Regions from separate parts of the Homo sapiens genome. Here region 2 is linked to region 1. The links are chromatin loops, found by intact Hi-C in ENCODE. Cell type or tissue: psoas muscle. All regions are shown on one strand. Links, peaks and the distances in the headings refer to the core of each region. The heading gives the core; the rest is flanking DNA.

Region 1 (11,256 bases), core at 3,070-8,069:
GGTCTCCTGATGGTGTTGCATTACTAGCGTGGTGCATGTGTCCCCTCTCCAGTGCTTATGTAAAGAAATGAAAGTATTCAGGGAAAGCTGTGCTTTGTTGGAGGACCGCGTTGTGGATTTGGCCACCTTGTCACTTGAAGTCGTGTTAGGGGTGCTTCAGCAGGATGTGGCCGGATGCCTTTCATGATGATGCTGCACAGCAGCAACTGTTGCTCTTTCTGGAAGCTTTGTGGTACTACGGTGGGGGGGCTTTCCTTTGCTGTGCCGGCTCTGTACCTACTGACTGTTATTTTGGGGGGCTGGACCAAAGGAAGACTTGTCATTGATAAATGTACTGAGAAGAGCACAGGACTCCTTTAAGTCTCAAGGTGCTCTGGGCTTAGTTCTTCTGAGCAGGGAAACCAGAGGCTGGCGTTCTGTTTTCTCTTTTGTAAAATGGAAAAATACCTGCCATTGCCACTTAACTAAGTCACTGAAAAGATCATGTGCATGGAAGATGTAAAACAGTATGCCTCTTTATAAGTAAGGTGGCATTATTACTTGAGCTGGTGGAAGGCAGCACGTTTCCCACAATTGGTCTCAAAAGCCCGGGATGCCTGCTGAGTTGCCATTTAGTTTATTACCTTAGCAAAGCAGAGTTGGGGGTGCGATTGTCGATAGTAGGCTTTGGGAGAAATGATTGTTATATTTCGTAATAAATGATGTCCTTGAGAAACTCATAAGTTGCAGTGTAATCCTGTCTTAATTGTGTTGAGCACGACTCCCACTGCAATACCTTAAATAACTGAAAACATTTGCCTTTGAAAGCCCCAATCGACTTGGACAATAAAAACAGTTGCATGTTTTGCTCTAGAGATATTTTCTGCCGTTTCCATCATTCCACTGCCTGGTTATTCCTAGGGAGAATAACAGATAGGATACTGGGGCTTCACCACTATTTGATCAGGTATCAGTTTGAAATAGAGAATCTCTGCCTTATGAAGATAGTAATTCCTGTAGTTAGCATGAAAACAAATTGCCAGTTTGATTTTCTAGGACAGCTCAAGCAGAATTTGTACCACTAGGCTGTAAGTTTTAAGTATCTAATTTTCTGATTTGAAAGTGTATGATTTAAAAATTGGAAAAAGTTTTTGTTATAAGCTTCAAAAGGATTTACTATAATTACAACTACGTAAAATTACAAAGAAAAAAGTAGGAAGAACACAAAATATACAGTGGTTGGATTTATGAGGTTTTTTGTTTTAAAACTTATTCATCACAAATTGTTCAGTCACGTTATTTTACAGTTGGTGGGGTGGTGGGGAAATTTGCACGTTATTTTATTGCTGTATTTTTTCTTTCCTGGGATGTTTACGTGGCTTTTCAGTTACTTGTTTCTAGTAGTGGAAAATCTTGCTCTGTGTTACTTAGGTGCAGGGCAGTGGCAGTTTAGCTCCTATCACTGTACAGGGACAGTATGGAAGGAAGACACAATGAAGTCCAAAGTGTCACTAAAATTTGAAAGAAAAATTATGTCGACAAGTAATCCAACTTGGTTTATTATCCAGGTTATATTATTTTACAGTAGGCTAATACCTAACTTGTGTGTCCCTGTAGCCACTGGCCCAAATAGACAACTAGAATTATTTGGTACTCGGTAATGCCTGTTTCCTCATAGTGGGTTAAACCAGTCCCTGTTGCTGGGCTGAAGGCTATTGACGCACTTCCAAGTGCCTTGGAAATAACTCCAGTGTTAATATATACCGTACTCCAAATGTTAAACTTTCCTCCTTCAGAACAAGACAATCTTTTGGAGTATATAATTGGTGTCTGTTACCTTCAAAATGGAACTTTTTTTTTTTTTTCAGAGAAGACACGAGAATGTCATATTAAAAGCGTAGTTCGTTAAAACACTTGGTGAAGGCTAACCTAGAGAGCATTTGTTTTTTTGTTTCCTTTTTTTTTTGAGACAGGGTCTTGCTCAGCCACCCAGGCTGGAACGCAGTGGTTCCTCACTGCAACCACTGTCTTCCGGGTTCAATCGATTCTCCTGTCTCAGCCTCCCGAGTAGGTGGGATTACAGGCACCCCCTATCATGTCCGGCTAATTTTTGTATTTTAGTAGAGATGGAGTTTCATTTCACCATATTGGCCTAGCTGGTCTTGAACTCCTGACCTCAGGTGATCTGCCCGCCTTGGCCTCCCAAAGTGCTGGGATTACAGGCGTGAGCCACTGCACCCAGCCAGCTGAACATTTTTAAGCTAGTGGTTTGCCCTTGCTCATGATGGTGTGAGGACTCACACTCCTGACATTGTCTGAATTCTGGCTGCATTGCTCTGATCATCCTGATGTTACTGGTCCACGTCTCCCCCAGGATTACAGTAGTAGCAGCTCTACTAACCACCTTTTGTCTACCCATCCTGCTTGCCCTGTTGGCTGCAGTATGTCCTGACTGATATCCCAGGATACAGGTCCTGGCCACCTCTGGGATGTACCTCTGTCCCCTTTGGCTTTCACCCAGAAGTCTTGCCAAGTGTCAGTTGTTTGTTCCCAAATCTGGTTATTCCAGTTGGGCTTATTATTGTAATTACAGTTAAGTATTATGTCAACCTTGAAACAGTGTGAAAAAGAGCGTGGTGGCTCATGCCTGTAATCCCAGCACTTTGGGAGGCTGAGGTGGGCGGATCATGAGGGTCAGGAGTTCAAGCCCAGCCTGACCAACATGGTGAAACCCCGTCTCTACTAAAAATACAAAAATTACCCGGGCATGGTGGCGCATGCCTGTAATCCCAGCTACTCGGGAGGCTGAGGCAGCAGAATTACTTGAACCCAGGAGGCGGAGGTTGCGGTGAGCCGCTTGAACCTGGGAGGCGGAGGTTGCAGTGAGCCGCTTGAACCTGGGAGGCGGAGGTTGCAGTGAGCTGAGATCCTGCCACTGCGTTCCAGCCTGGGCAAAAGAGTGAGACTCCATTCAAAAAAAAATGTGGGCCAGACATTTTTAAGATGTTTGGGAAAATCTGAAAGGACTGTCCACACACATTGCTTTGCAAGTGATTCCCTTTTAAGAACCAAACTTCAGTTATGCCCAGACTTCCCCAACAATCAAAACAGCATAATGTAGAACAACAGAACGTTCAGAGACTTAAGCTCAGAAAGAAGACCCATGGCCTCATATCAAAAAAACCGTAATTAAAAGTAGATTTGTCTGTCAGTTAATACAAAATGTTAGGGAATACCTTTTTTTTTTAAAAATTGTTTGTTATCTAACAAACTTGTTCCCATTAACTAACCAACTTCTGGTTCTTGTCATCTCTGATAAGAGTGCTTCCAACTGTGTTTAGCCTTAATCCCCGCATGCTAAACTGGACTCCCTGTCTGCTTCATGCCATGTAACATGTAAAGTGTGGATCAGTTTAAAGTAGTCCTACTGAGGTGATTGTATTACTTTTGGAGTTAAAATAATTGTGCCATTTACTGAGTGGCAGGGAGCAGAAAGATTAGTAATTTTGCACCTAATTCATGGAGTTCAGAAGCTTCTATCTTGTAATCTGGCAACTTTAATTATATATTGTTTTACTTATGAGATATTGTGGAAGGTCTGTTCCATTTTAAATCCTTAAGCCTTACCTGTTAATAAAAATGAAACCAAATGAATCTGTTTTTTCATGTGCTCAATTATCTTTCGTTTTTTTTCCGTCCTCCAGATAACTGTACTCTTTATATCCTGTGACTCCCTAAGACAAGCCTCAATTGCTTTTCCAGGCCCCCAGTCTTTGTTTTTCTGATTCCTTTTGTCCATAAACCTTTTCCATACTTGCCTCACCCTTGCAGGCATCTTTTATTCTAGGAGGTGAGAACTCCGTGGTATCTGTCTACATTTTTGTAGAAGAAGAGTGAGCGAGATTTTATTCTCATTATCCTTCTAGGTTTTAATCTTTCTTGGGACTTCAGACAATCCTATAACCTTCTGCCAGCTTCAGGTTTTTTTAATAAGGATTTTTTTTTTTGAGACAGAGGAGTCTCTCTCTCTCACCCAGGCTGGAGTGCAGTGGCGTGGTCTCTGTTCACTGCAGCCTCCAGCTCCTGGGTTCAAGCTATTCTCCCGCCTCAGCCTCCCGAGTAGCTGGGACTAACCAGCGTGTGCCACCACACCCGGCTCATTTTTGTATTTTTAGTAAAGACGGGGTTTCACTATGTTGGCCAGGCTGGTATTGAACTCCTGACCTCATGATCTGCCCACCTCAGCCTCCCAAAGTGTTGGAATTACAGGCGTGAGCCACCGTGCCTGGCCAAATAAGGATTTTTAAAATGCAGTTCTGATTCAGAATAAAATTATCGAAAGTGGAGCTGACCTGTCATTTTGCTCTTGGTGGAAGACTCATGTTTCCAGGACTTCCTGTTCCTGTCACTTCTTGCAGGTGGCTTTTGTCTTTCTTGCTCTCTTAGGCTGTAGGAAAGAGCCCACGCAGATTGTTCCAGAGGGCAAAGTATAGATCATTCCTGCGTGAGCAGCGACTGGCAGCTCGACTACCACTCTGGGTTTCTGGTTTTTTTTTTACACTTGTACCACAGTTTGTCTTGCCACAGATTTTACTATTTTAAGGGTGCTGCCCACCTCTACTGGGGTTCTTTTTTCCATTTGAAGAAATGTCCCAGAAAAGCATGGATTATAGAAAACACCTCCAGATGACGACACAACACCCACTTCTCTTAACGGGATTGTGAAGAGAGGACTCAGTCAATTCTGAAATAACCGCCTACATTGTGAGTTTGTCTGAGAAAAGGGGTTTTTGAGTCCATTTTATAGATGAGACAAGTAAGGTGAAAAACCAGTCAGATGGTTAGTTTTCTGAATTTGCTCCCCCCTTTTGAGTTCAGAGGACATAGAAGTAACATGAACGATCAGTGGAGCCCCAAAAAGGGGAGAAGAAAAGGTTGTAAAAGGGACTGTTGGCAGCCTTTGGAGAGGCTTTTTGCTTGGGAAAGTTGGAAGGGAGGGCAGTTTTGTCAGAAGTGTCCGTCTTCCCTGCATGTTTGTATTTGTTGTTTTTTGAAGAACCAGTTGGTGGAGCTACCCCCTTATACCCAGCTGGCTGTCTCTTTGAGTCATCATTGGAAGACTGACATCCCGTGTCCCTTGGGACTGGATGGTTTGTGCTCTTCTAGTTTTACAAATGCCCCCACCACATTCTTGGGTGTATCTGAGGCCCAGTGTGGGCTGCAGTTCTCCAGACTTGCAGGAACCAGTTTGATTTCCCAGGGCTGTTGACTTTTTCTTGTACTTGTATCATTGCCCCTGACTTTGAGGCTTAGGGGACCATGGAGCACTGGGGAAATCATATGCCCTCAGTCCTCACTAGGGGCTGGGCCATCCATTAAACAAAGGCTGTCCAGATGTGTTAATGAGGCGGTGTGAGTAATGGGAACATTATACATGATTACTTACATAATCATGGGACAGATGCGGGTGTTAGAGAAAGAGGAACCCTACTGGTAGAAGTTTTTGAGAGCTATTCTTGAGAGCTGGTGCTGCCTAAAAGGTCTCAATTGGATTTTAAGTTCTAATTTTGTAAGTCTGTCAAGCTCCACCACCCATGAAGAGGAAGGCCAGTGAACACTGAAATATTATCAACAGCAGTGTTTATTTACCATGCTCCTAGAAGGTTAACAAAATACATAGCCACAGGGCCGGGCGCGGTGGCTCATGCCCGTAATCCCAGCACTTTCGAAGGCCGAGGTGAGCGGATCACTTCAGGTCAGGAGTTCTAGACTAGCCTGGCCAACATGGTGAAACTCCGTCTCTACTAAAAATGCAAAAAAGTTAGCCAGGCGTGGTGGTGGGCACCTGTAATCCCAGCTACTTGGAAGGCCGAGGCAGGAGAATTACTTGAGGAGGATGGAGGTTGCAGTGAGGTGAGTGAGACTCTGTCTCCAAAAAAAACAAAACAAAAAACAAAAAAAAAACACCACAAAAACACACAAAAACAACCACTGTGTAACCACAGTTTTGCCCCTCCATACTCCCAGTAAGAGTCTTCCGTCATACACATTGGTAAACTAGGAATTCTTTTTTTTTTTTTTTTTTTTTGAGACGAGTCTCACTTTGTTGCCAGGCTGGAGTACAGTGGCGCTATCTCATTTTCCTGCCTCATCCTCTCGAGTAGCTGGGACTACAGGCACACACGACCATGCCCAGCTAATTTTTGTATTTTTAGTAGAGACGGGGTTTCACCCTGTTGGCCAGGATGGTCTCTATCTCTTGACCTTGTGATCAGCCCGCCTCAGCCTCCCAAAGTGCTGGGATTACAGGCGTGAGCCACTGCGCCTGGCCCAATTAGGAATTCTTAACAGTAACTTTTTTTCGGGGGAGGTGAGGAGGAGGAGTGAAAAGGATAGGTTGTGTGACTCTTGTCTACCTGGAGACCTGGTTTACTGGGACAGGAGAATGTGGGAGATCTTCTGACACCCAGTTTATTGATCTCTTAAAATCTTGGTGGTTCTGTCTCCATTATTTCCCAGCCACCATTTTGGTGAGAGCTTGGTCTGAAGTGGTAGTGTATTATCTGTTGGTTCTCTCTCGGTTTCAGCCAGCTGTTAGAGTGTTTGGTGCCTGTGGGGGCAGAAACAGGTGCCAGGAGGAAATGAGAAGGGATTAGGGCTGAGCATGTGTTTCTTGCATTTAGTCCTTCTATAGGTTTGCAGAAGGGGGCTGAGTGAATGCTTATTCTGTTAAGCAGCAGACTTTTGTGCTTTGTGTATATGCCTTATTACTGCTACTAAATGGACCTAAGTAATGAAATGCCTCAGATTTGGACAGGCTTGTGAATATATGGGGTACCTCTGCAGTAATGGACAAGGTTGGGAATGTGAGCCTACTTCAAGTTTGGCCTTGTGTTAAACTGGCTGTGTGACTCCAGGCAGGCTATACAACCTCGCTGAGCTATTTCCTCATCTGGACAACTTATTTCATGCACTTCACAGGCTTGTTGCTGGGAGAGGCAGGGGAATTTTTGATGTGAAAGCACTTTGTAAACTGCATACTGCTGCACAAATGCTCAAGGTATTATTACCCAGTTGGAAATCACCAACCTGGAGACATCAGGCCTGCCGGCGGCCTTCCTAGCTGACTCAGATATAAATGAATCAAATGAATTCTGCACTTTGATTCTTAATAAAGCAAGCTGATAGCAAGTAGCAGATGCACATTGGGAAACAGAACAAGGCTTTACGGATTAGAAGGTGATGTAATCACCTTCTACCTCTGTCCTATATTAGCCAACACTTGACTCCTAAATACACCTGGATGGTGAATTGGAAAGAGGGATAGATTGAGAATTAAGACTGGAGTGGCACTGAATCTGTGCACGAAGATGTTTAAAGAAGACATAGTCCTTGAAATTAAAAATCTGATTATGATGTGAACACAATTCTTTAGTGGCTCTCTGGTCCTCAGGATCGAATCTAAACCAACTTTGTTCCCAGCCCTTCTTGATGTACTCTGGGCTTATCCTGCCACCCATCCACTTCACACATCCGGGGCTTCAGCTGAGCCCAGCATTTTATTCCTCTACTTGCTTGGTGAATGGATTGCCTGAGGAGCCCACCGTGTTTGTCTGAAGCCTGTCACCCTGTTCACCCCGTCTGGCAGAGCCAGGCTCTTTCTCCCTGTTGGCTGGTCTCCTCGCACTTTATTTTTAGGTGCTGGAGTTATTTGCTTACATGTCTCTCACCCTATTAACCCCACAAGAGTAGGGGCTGAATTTATGTCATTGTAGGTCAATGTTAATGTCTAATACATAGTATACATTCTAGGAATATTTGAGTTCAAGTTTGGTGGAGTATTTCGAGTACTACTTAGTAGTGGGAGGGAATCGGTATGAATCTAGTGCAAAAAGATAGACTTAACTGATCACAATTTTGGACGCTATAATTTTATAGTTGAGAATTCCTGAGGTTTCTAGTACTGTTGTAAAGTGACCTGCTTGTGGTCGCATATTTTATCAGACACAGCTGGGGCATGAAATCCAGGTCCTGATACAGTAGAAGGCCCTCTCTGTTACTGCCTTTGGAAATACTTTTCTTTTCAGGGGGATTTTCAGTTATTCATGGTAACTGCAGTAATTGATTCATTTTCATGGAAAAATAAAATCCACGTGTAATCCCCATACCTAATTAAGCCAATAGCATTTTACTGTTGTGCAGATGGCCTTTTTTGCTTAATAAGAAGTGATTCAAATCAGACAAGTACTCAAAAGATAGAAATCATTGAAATCACATACTGGACATTCCTCTACTTGCACATACAGTTTTATATATATGGGCCATACTCTTTAAGTGCTGTATTTTTGTTACCTCCTGTTTGCATTTATAACTTGTCATGGTAATCAAAGACAGTGATTTTTAATGGCTTCAAGGCCGTTGGTTGATAGTTACCACTATTTTCTTGACTCATCTCTTCGGGATGGGTTTTTCACAGATTTGGGGCTGTTGTACAAAATGATGCATGCAGCCTGCTTTGCACGTGTCTGTTTGCACTCAACTCTAAATTCTTACTGTGAAATTACTGACTTAGAAGTGCCCGTATTTACGTTTTGATCTTTCCTAGTACATTGCTTTCTTGGAGAGAGGCTATACTAATTTACAGTCCCACAGGTAGTACACGTTAGGCCAGCGGGTTGGTTGGTTTGTTGGCTTTTAAAAAACAATACAGGCATTTGTAACAAGTAGTAAAGATGTCAGTTGAGTTTTATTTAAGTTTCTATTTTCTTCCTGTGTCCTCTCTCAGGGCATTTAGAACTAAATGAGATAAGATATGTGAAAGCACTTTGTAAAACAAAATTGCTCTAAGAACACAATGTGTTATTAGTCAGAACAGCTCCAGAAGGGAAGGGAAAGGGAGAGCCTTGGGTAATTGTACAATGATGTTCTTATTCTTATATGTATGAAATGCTTTTTGTTGTGAGGACATAGAGATACTTAAGTAATAAAGATGACCCCCAATCACATTGTTTTCATATGTGATCTCAGCCTTGTTTGTGAGGTGGGCTTTGTATATTTACGAAGATCCCTTTGGGCTGTGGCTTGGAAGACTGTTCAGTTAAATACAGCTGGCATTTTTTGGTTGCTTACCATGTTCTGACACTGTGTTGGGAGTTTGAAAATACGACATTGCCCTTGTCTGAGGGGCATTTACAGTTTAGTTGGCAGCAGGGATGTGAAACAATGGGAGGAGAGCACTGGCTTTGGAGTCAGTCTGAAGTTGAGGATCTCTGCTCTGTCATCTTGGGTAGATCACTTCACCTCTCCAGGTCTCAGTTTCTTCATCTTTGAAAGGGGGAGAATTGTGCCTTCATTATTGGCCTCTCAAGGTCATTTTGTGGGAGGCTGAATCAAATGTTAAAGTGTGAAGTGCTTTATGAACTGTGACTATAGCCGGACGTGGTGGCTCACACCTGTAATCCCAGCACTTTGGGAGGCCAAGGCGGGCGGATCACAAGGTCAGGAGTTTGAGGCCAGCCTGACTAACATGGTGAAAACCTGTCTCTACTGAAAATACAAAAATTAGCCAGGTGTGGTGGCAAGCGCCTGTAATCCCAGCTACTTGGGAGGCTGAGGCAGGAGAATTGCTTGAACCCAGGAGGCAGAGGTTGCAGTGAGCCGAGATTGCGCCACTGCACTCCAGCCTGGGCAACAGAGTAAGATCCTGTCTCAAAACAAAACAAAACAGCAGAACACCAACTGTGACTATTTAGACCATGTTATTATAAGTCTTACAGATTCTTGTGGCTGTAATTCTCCAAGTGCAAGATTGAAGAGGAAACTGTTTCTGGGTCATCTGTGCTGATTATAGTATATCCCAGTTGTTCGAGGAAGAGGATAGAAATTCAGATAATAAGGGTGCTTAGCACCTTTCCTTCTCACCAAGGCTTGGTTTTTCTTCCTAACTTATGGAAAAATGCAGTGTGAGTCTCTTTACACCCAGACATATTTTTGGATGGATGGGATTTTTATCTTCCCTCTGCCTTCCCTGGTTTGTGAGGATGAGGGTAGTGTTCACAGTGTGACTAAGAAGCAGCATGACTTTTTTGCATACTTTTGAATGAACTACTTTGCCTGCCTTTTATTCTCCAGGCAAGATGTACCCTTAGAGATGAGGTGGAACCTAACACTTGGTTTTACCTAAATTGCCTCCTTTTCCATTCTTACACTGCCCAGAGCACTAAAGCTCTGTTTGTTCTATTTTCAGCTTGTAATAATGTCTTGATGTTGGAGGATGAAAGAGCTGATGTGAATAGAAGGCATTTAATAAGGAGTCATGGTCTGGAGTCCCAGTCAAATTGGTAGCACATGGTTTTCATCTGCCTTGAAGGGCTTGGTTGCATGGTCTTGCCTTCCCAGAGCTGTGACAGCACCAGGCTGGACCCTATACACAATGCCACATCTCCTTCTCAAACTGATGATTTGGAGTGGCAAATGCCACTGGCTTTGAGAGATGCCAAAAGAATGGTGGACTTGGCTTCTTAATCTTTTGAAGATCATAAAATGTTTGCTAGGGCTCGCTCATCTGCACTTAGGACAGGGGTTAGATGGGTATGTTGGGGAGATGAGGTTATTTTAGTGGGGTTTGGTTAACGTTCAGTTTTAACCACTGTTCAGCCTTCTCACTGGGACTCCTAGCTGGTTACATTTTTTTGATGGGGGTTACTTTTATATATTTATGTATTTATGCCCCTCATTCTAAAAAAGGATTTTAAAGCCACGATGAGCTGTCATTCCAGGAGCAAATAATTTTTACTTAGATCTGACTCAAGTTCACTTTCCAAATGCAAAAAAGGGACAGTCAGATTAAACTGTGGACAGCAGAGTAGTTGTTCATTCATCTCAATGCAGCAGTGTTTGGGCCTGGCAGTGTTTTTGCTTTTGGTTTGAGGTCTTGACCTAAAACTTTAAGTAAAGGCAAGTTTTGCTTAATAGTATTGGTATTGACACTCTGACAGATCTTTTAATCTGAAAGAATTTTAAAGATGCATGAAAGTAATCCCCAGTGATGATTACATCTTCGAGTGGCAGAGATCAGATTTTTATTTAAATACCAATGCAGTTTATCACTTTTTTCCACAGTGCAGGGGGCCAGGGAGGGTCTGGATTTGGGAGGGTCTGGATTTAATAGTGAACTTCTGAACTTGACTTACTTTGAGGGGAGCGATTGGTGGGTGTTACTGCATGATTCAGTGTTCTGTGTCTTTAAAAATGTTTTGAAATACTCATTCTGTATTG
Region 2 (5,000 bases), core at 1-5,000, 220 kb after region 1:
ACTATCTATAGATACATATCTCTGTGCATTTACACAGATGAACTTCTGAGTTTCAAAAATCTTAGGAGATTCTACTTTTTCATTTTTTATTGTTTAAAATTTAAAATTTTATTTAAAAATTTTTTTAATTTTAAAATTAAAAATTTAATGCCTGTTAATTCAGATATTTCCAGGAACAGTGTTGGGATTTTTTTGTCCCCTCATGAATTTTGATGTCTCTCGGTGAGGGGCTGGTAGGATAGTGTGAATCCTGGCTCCAGGCTGGGAAGACTAGGTGGAATGAGTGGTCTTGGGTAAGCACCGACACACCCACCTCCTACTGCTGTTTCTGAGTTGTGCCCTTGCCCTCCTTGCTGTCCCTCTTCCGCCCTGTCTCTTCTGTCATCCTTTCTTTTACAATAGAGTCACAGCATCAGATAGAGGAGCTGCAGGAAGCATACCCAAACCAGCTGAGCTTAGTAAGGGGACTAACTTCACTGAAATGTACAAACCTTTCTGTGCTTCCTTTTCTGAGACTTGTAGATAACCAAACTGAAAGGCCTTTCTCACATCCCTGAGCAGCTGGCTTATAATTTTAATTAGATTGATGTCATCTGTGATTAGGCCTGCCCCCAACCTCCAAGTGTCTACCATTTTGATTATGTCGTATTTGAATTGTGAATGGGTTTTCTTTGATTTCAACCCAGCAGAGTCCCAGAACTACCATCTTGGGAGAAGCCATGGGGCTGTGCAGTCTGTTTGCCTGCACCTGAACTTCAGGGGAAGTTTGGTGGGGGGATTGTTGCAGGCCCAAGAGACCTGTATTTAGATCTGTCCAGACTGCAGTCCTTCTTGCTGTCCCATTCTGTTGTCCAGAGTCACCAGCCATTTCCCTGTTCAGTCTGTGTTAGGCCTGCCCGTTCCTGAGCAGGCACTCACTTCCTGGGCATGTCCCTCTGCAATTTAATTCATTGCTCTTCAGCAGCGTCATAGGGAAGTTTGAATCTTATTTAGTCTGAGGTTTTCTTTCTATTGCTATGCCTGGGCATTTTTTAGATCTTAACCTGGTCAGAAAAATTCCATTTCCTGTGCAAGTCAAAGAGACAAGCACGAAACCAACTCCACTAGAATTTTTCCTACAGAATTTGTGAGTTTTTAGCAAATGTGAATACCCGTGTTAGGAAAGATTTCATATTTACATGTTCCCGAAATTGCTGTATTTGTGGAGGATTTGGAGAGAGCTCAAACTCATTTTATTGTGATAAGTGCTGAAACATAATCATAGAATCTTTGCCATGTTAACAGTGGTGAATGATATTAACCATTTATGGAGTTACCTTTTCTCTCCTAAATCAAATAAGATTAACTTCTGTATAAATGAGAAAAATGTAAGCCCCTGTGCTGACGTAAGCGCTCTGAAAGATAGCACAGATGAACACGGCAATAGGATCTACCCACAAGGAGCTAATGGGAGATGATGTCTCCTGGCACATCTGTCAGAAACGTCAGAAGACATTCAGGTCTTTACGTGTGTTTCTCCTGATGAAACAGGTTTCAGTGTCTCATTCATCTTTGTCATTCCCTGTCACTTGGTGATGCTACCTGGGTGACTTGTCTCCCTTGTCTTCTGATGTGCGTGCCCCCCCCCCCCCCCCGCTTTGTGTCCTGCCACCCACCTCACACCCATATACCAAGGTCCTTAAGAGGGGGGTGGTGTGATCGTTGGGGCTCCATTAAGACATTTTGTAGTTTTTGTGTATATTTATGGGTTTTATGTATTTGTTGTCCCTTTGTAGGCATCCGAGTACCAAGTCTTTTGTGAAGTCATATGAAAAGAAAAAATCCCCACAAGCCACTACCTGGGATATAGGTCTCTGCAGAGTCCTTCCTGCTGTTGCCACATGGCTTGAATGGCCTTGGAAGCCAAAGAGTAACAATCCACAGGATGTCAGTGCTTCCTTATGACGCCAGTGGAGGGAATGGAATAAAGCCAGCTTAGTAATATACAGGCCACTTGGAATGCTCCTCCGATTTCAAATGACCCGGGGGAACATGGTGGTTTCGTGAAACCAAAGTCAGCTTTGAAGAAAGCTAATGTCAGCCTCAGGTTCAGGCAGTACTGTAGAAGAACACTGAGCTCTCAGTAGCTGGCTAGCTGTGCTGCCTTCCCCAGTCTATTTCACATCCGCTTTTATATCAAGGCAGATGACAAGGAAACAAACTGACGTCAGTTTATTAAAGGAAACACTTGTGATATTGGGAGTAATCCCTCAGGCAAGAGGTGCTAATTGAACCTAAGAGTATTTCTGAAGTTACTATTTTCAACAGTAGAGAAGGAAATTATTGATCATCTCATCCAAAATTGATAAAAACCTAAGTGTAGCAGTCTTTCAAAATTAAATATTCTCAGCTGTGGAATATTCTCATGCCCAACATTGCTACTTCCTCAACCATTTCTAGATGATTAAAATTACACTGTAATGCCATGTTGCTCAATATGCATATTTGTTGTCATTTTTGTCTGTTCATTTCTTAGGAATGTCTTTGCCACCATCGAACAGTCATCAGGAACTTAGTTGCATGCCTTTTTTTTTTTTTTTTTAGCTACTCGTTAGCTTGTGTGTTCTTGGGCAAGGTATTTACTTAGCTTCTCTGATTCTTAATTTCTACTTCTGTGAAATCAGCATGATAGAGTAGATTAGCATTAATTTGTCCAGTCATTGATTCATTTATATCCCAGCATAAGGAAACAATGAGGCTGTATCATGGGCAGCAGTAGAGCCATTCAGATCTCTAATGGTGGATGCCAGCCATTGTTATATGTTCAAGGAAAATGACATTTCCAAGATCACTATTCAGCTGGGTGAAGGTTCCCAACTAAAATTTTGTCCCTGTAATCCATTCTTCTTTCCCTGAGATAATAGTGACTTGTCCAGATTAAAACTTTTATATCCCACCGTGTCTTCAACCCCATTTACATTGCTATCTATACTTTGTTTTCTTCATTCTTTTATAACCCTTAGGAAAACTGGTGTACTGTTGCATCCTCCAAGCAAAGGCTGAGTTGCTGAAAGTCAGTAATAATCCCGGTTGACACCAGTCGTTTACACAAGAATCCTCCAAGTGGTCAGACTGCTGGGATCACCTAGAGCTTTGTTTTCATGTGTAATAAATACAGATCAAATGTTGGCAACAGTTCCCATGGCAGCTAAAAGTTCTTTCCTGCAAAATTTCACTGAGGTCCATTTCTCTGTAAGTTTAGAGCGGAATTCCTAGAAATTTCTTATAATGGGATTTCATTATGAGTATCCATCAGTCATCAAAGGGAGTATTTATTTAAATGTGACATAATATAAAATGAAACAGATCTTCCTATAGAGGGTTCCTTGCAATAAAAAGGCAATCAGGCACCAGTGCCTTGCAAATCTAATGAAGCTTGGAGCTCTGCAGGTGCAGGTGCTGTCAGAAAAGAGGTTAGCAATTTTCTGAACCTGAAGAAGGCCTCTTCTGAACTGCAGACAGAGGAAAGAGTCCTGGAGAGCACCACATCTCAGGCCACATCAGGTGCTGTGGAACTGCCAGGGAGGCCCAGGTCCTCGCTTCGCCGTGCAACTAGCATTTTCTCTTGCATAATCGCCTACCACCTGTTCTTCAACATAAACCCACTAGCCCCACATTGTGCCATGAGACAAGGCACCTGAGCCAGGCCGTGCTGCACCTGCGACCTCAGGAAGCTGTGATGCTCTGCCCTTACCCCTGTTCCCTGATTTTGGAGTGCCTTGGTGAATAGAAGCAAAACACGAGCTGTGCTTTTAGATGAAAATAAGTTCTCTGGCTGCATGGAAAGAACGGTTTGGATATAGTTAGTTAAGAAGGTGAGAGCTCAGTCTTCCCTCCTCACACCTCAGTTTTACTCCCTCATTTTTTGAAAACATTCAAATATAGAGGCAGATGATCTTCGTGTCCTTTTGGTTTCTGACTTGGGTGAAGAAGGCACAGGTCTTAAAATAGGTTTTCTTGCAGGGAGAACCTGGGTGAGGGCATCACGATTGTGTATTCAAGCAACTGCTCAGAATTGTTAATCTTTCACAAGCGAAAGGGGAGAGCAAGCTGGTTGTTTTGTGACTTTTCCATTACAGGGTATTTCTCTTATCAGATTTGTGCTTTTCCCTATTTTGTATGCTCGAGCTGTTGAGGCGTGTCAGGAAATCTAGCAACATCTGTATCCTCCCCAGAGGGATCACCCCTGCTGAAATGTGGGGAGATAAACACACAGAAAACAAAAGTATGGAAAACTGATGCTTTACCACTGGGGTGGGTTTGGCCAATATTTTAATTAGGCCACATTTCAAGGAGAACAGCTTTATTTCAGCAGCTAGCTGAAGAACCTAGAACCCAGACTGCCAGGGGTGTCCTGTTTCATCTTGTTTCTCCACAAAAGAGCAGAGTGGCTCTGGTCATGGAGCCGGGACCTCTGGCCTCATGGCAGAGGTGGCAGGAGAGGACACACACACCATCCACAGTGTCCTGCCATCAGCTTCCACATGGGCCTGAGACTGTACCCTTCTTCCTCCGAGCAGGAGTCCTGATGCCAGTAGTTTCCTGCAAGAGCCTGCTGTCCCCAGGCAGATGTTTTGTTTTGCAAACATTACACAGGACTCTAATGTGCTCATTTGTAATCCACTGAACATCCTAATGGAAATGGATTTATTAAAATATATAATCTGAAATGATTTGGACAGCATCACATGAGCTTTTAACCTTGGGTTAGCACTCAAGGGTTACAATAACAATGCTTCCAGCAACTTCTATTTCAATAGCACATCAGAGTTTCCAAAATACTCTTCCATATACAGAATCTCAAATGATTCTAAAAATGGAGCCCTTAGGTAATGACTATTTGGAAACCAAATAACACAATCAGAACACTGCTTCATGGGTATTTATATTACAAGTTGATATTTGAGATGCCTAGATTTTTCTTAAGCTCTCATAATTGGTTATTTTTTCCAGGGGGTAAG

The links. Hi-C counts contacts between places; a loop is a spot of excess contacts. Peaks named below come from ENCODE experiments on the same cell type or tissue, not always from the same donor. Only the 100,000 strongest peaks of a DNase experiment are listed, where the experiment ranks them.
Region 2: a loop joins it to region 1, with 2.5 times the contacts of the local background. A loop is called at or near these places in 9 of 110 quality-filtered maps.

Annotation. Positions count from the first base shown.
Region 1 is chr6:15,249,093-15,260,348 of GRCh38, forward strand. The region is part of intron 1 of JARID2 (jumonji and AT-rich interaction domain containing 2); the gene reads left to right. Among named protein-coding and RNA genes, the nearest start is that of JARID2-AS1, 6.0 kb to the left of the region's middle. RefSeq lists enhancers at 18-859, 2,548-3,323, 5,356-5,425. In psoas muscle, for the core only: a CTCF peak has its summit at 5,053 (motif pointing right); no DNase peak of the experiment used is centred there; H3K27ac peaks cover 5,000 bases.
Region 2 is chr6:15,471,897-15,476,896 of GRCh38, forward strand. The region is part of intron 5 of JARID2 (jumonji and AT-rich interaction domain containing 2); the gene reads left to right. Among named protein-coding and RNA genes, the nearest start is that of DTNBP1-AS1, 72 kb to the right of the region's middle. RefSeq lists an enhancer at 1,541-2,740. In psoas muscle, for the core only: no CTCF peak of the experiment used is centred there; no DNase peak of the experiment used is centred there; H3K4me3 peaks cover 377 bases; H3K27ac peaks cover 4,734 bases.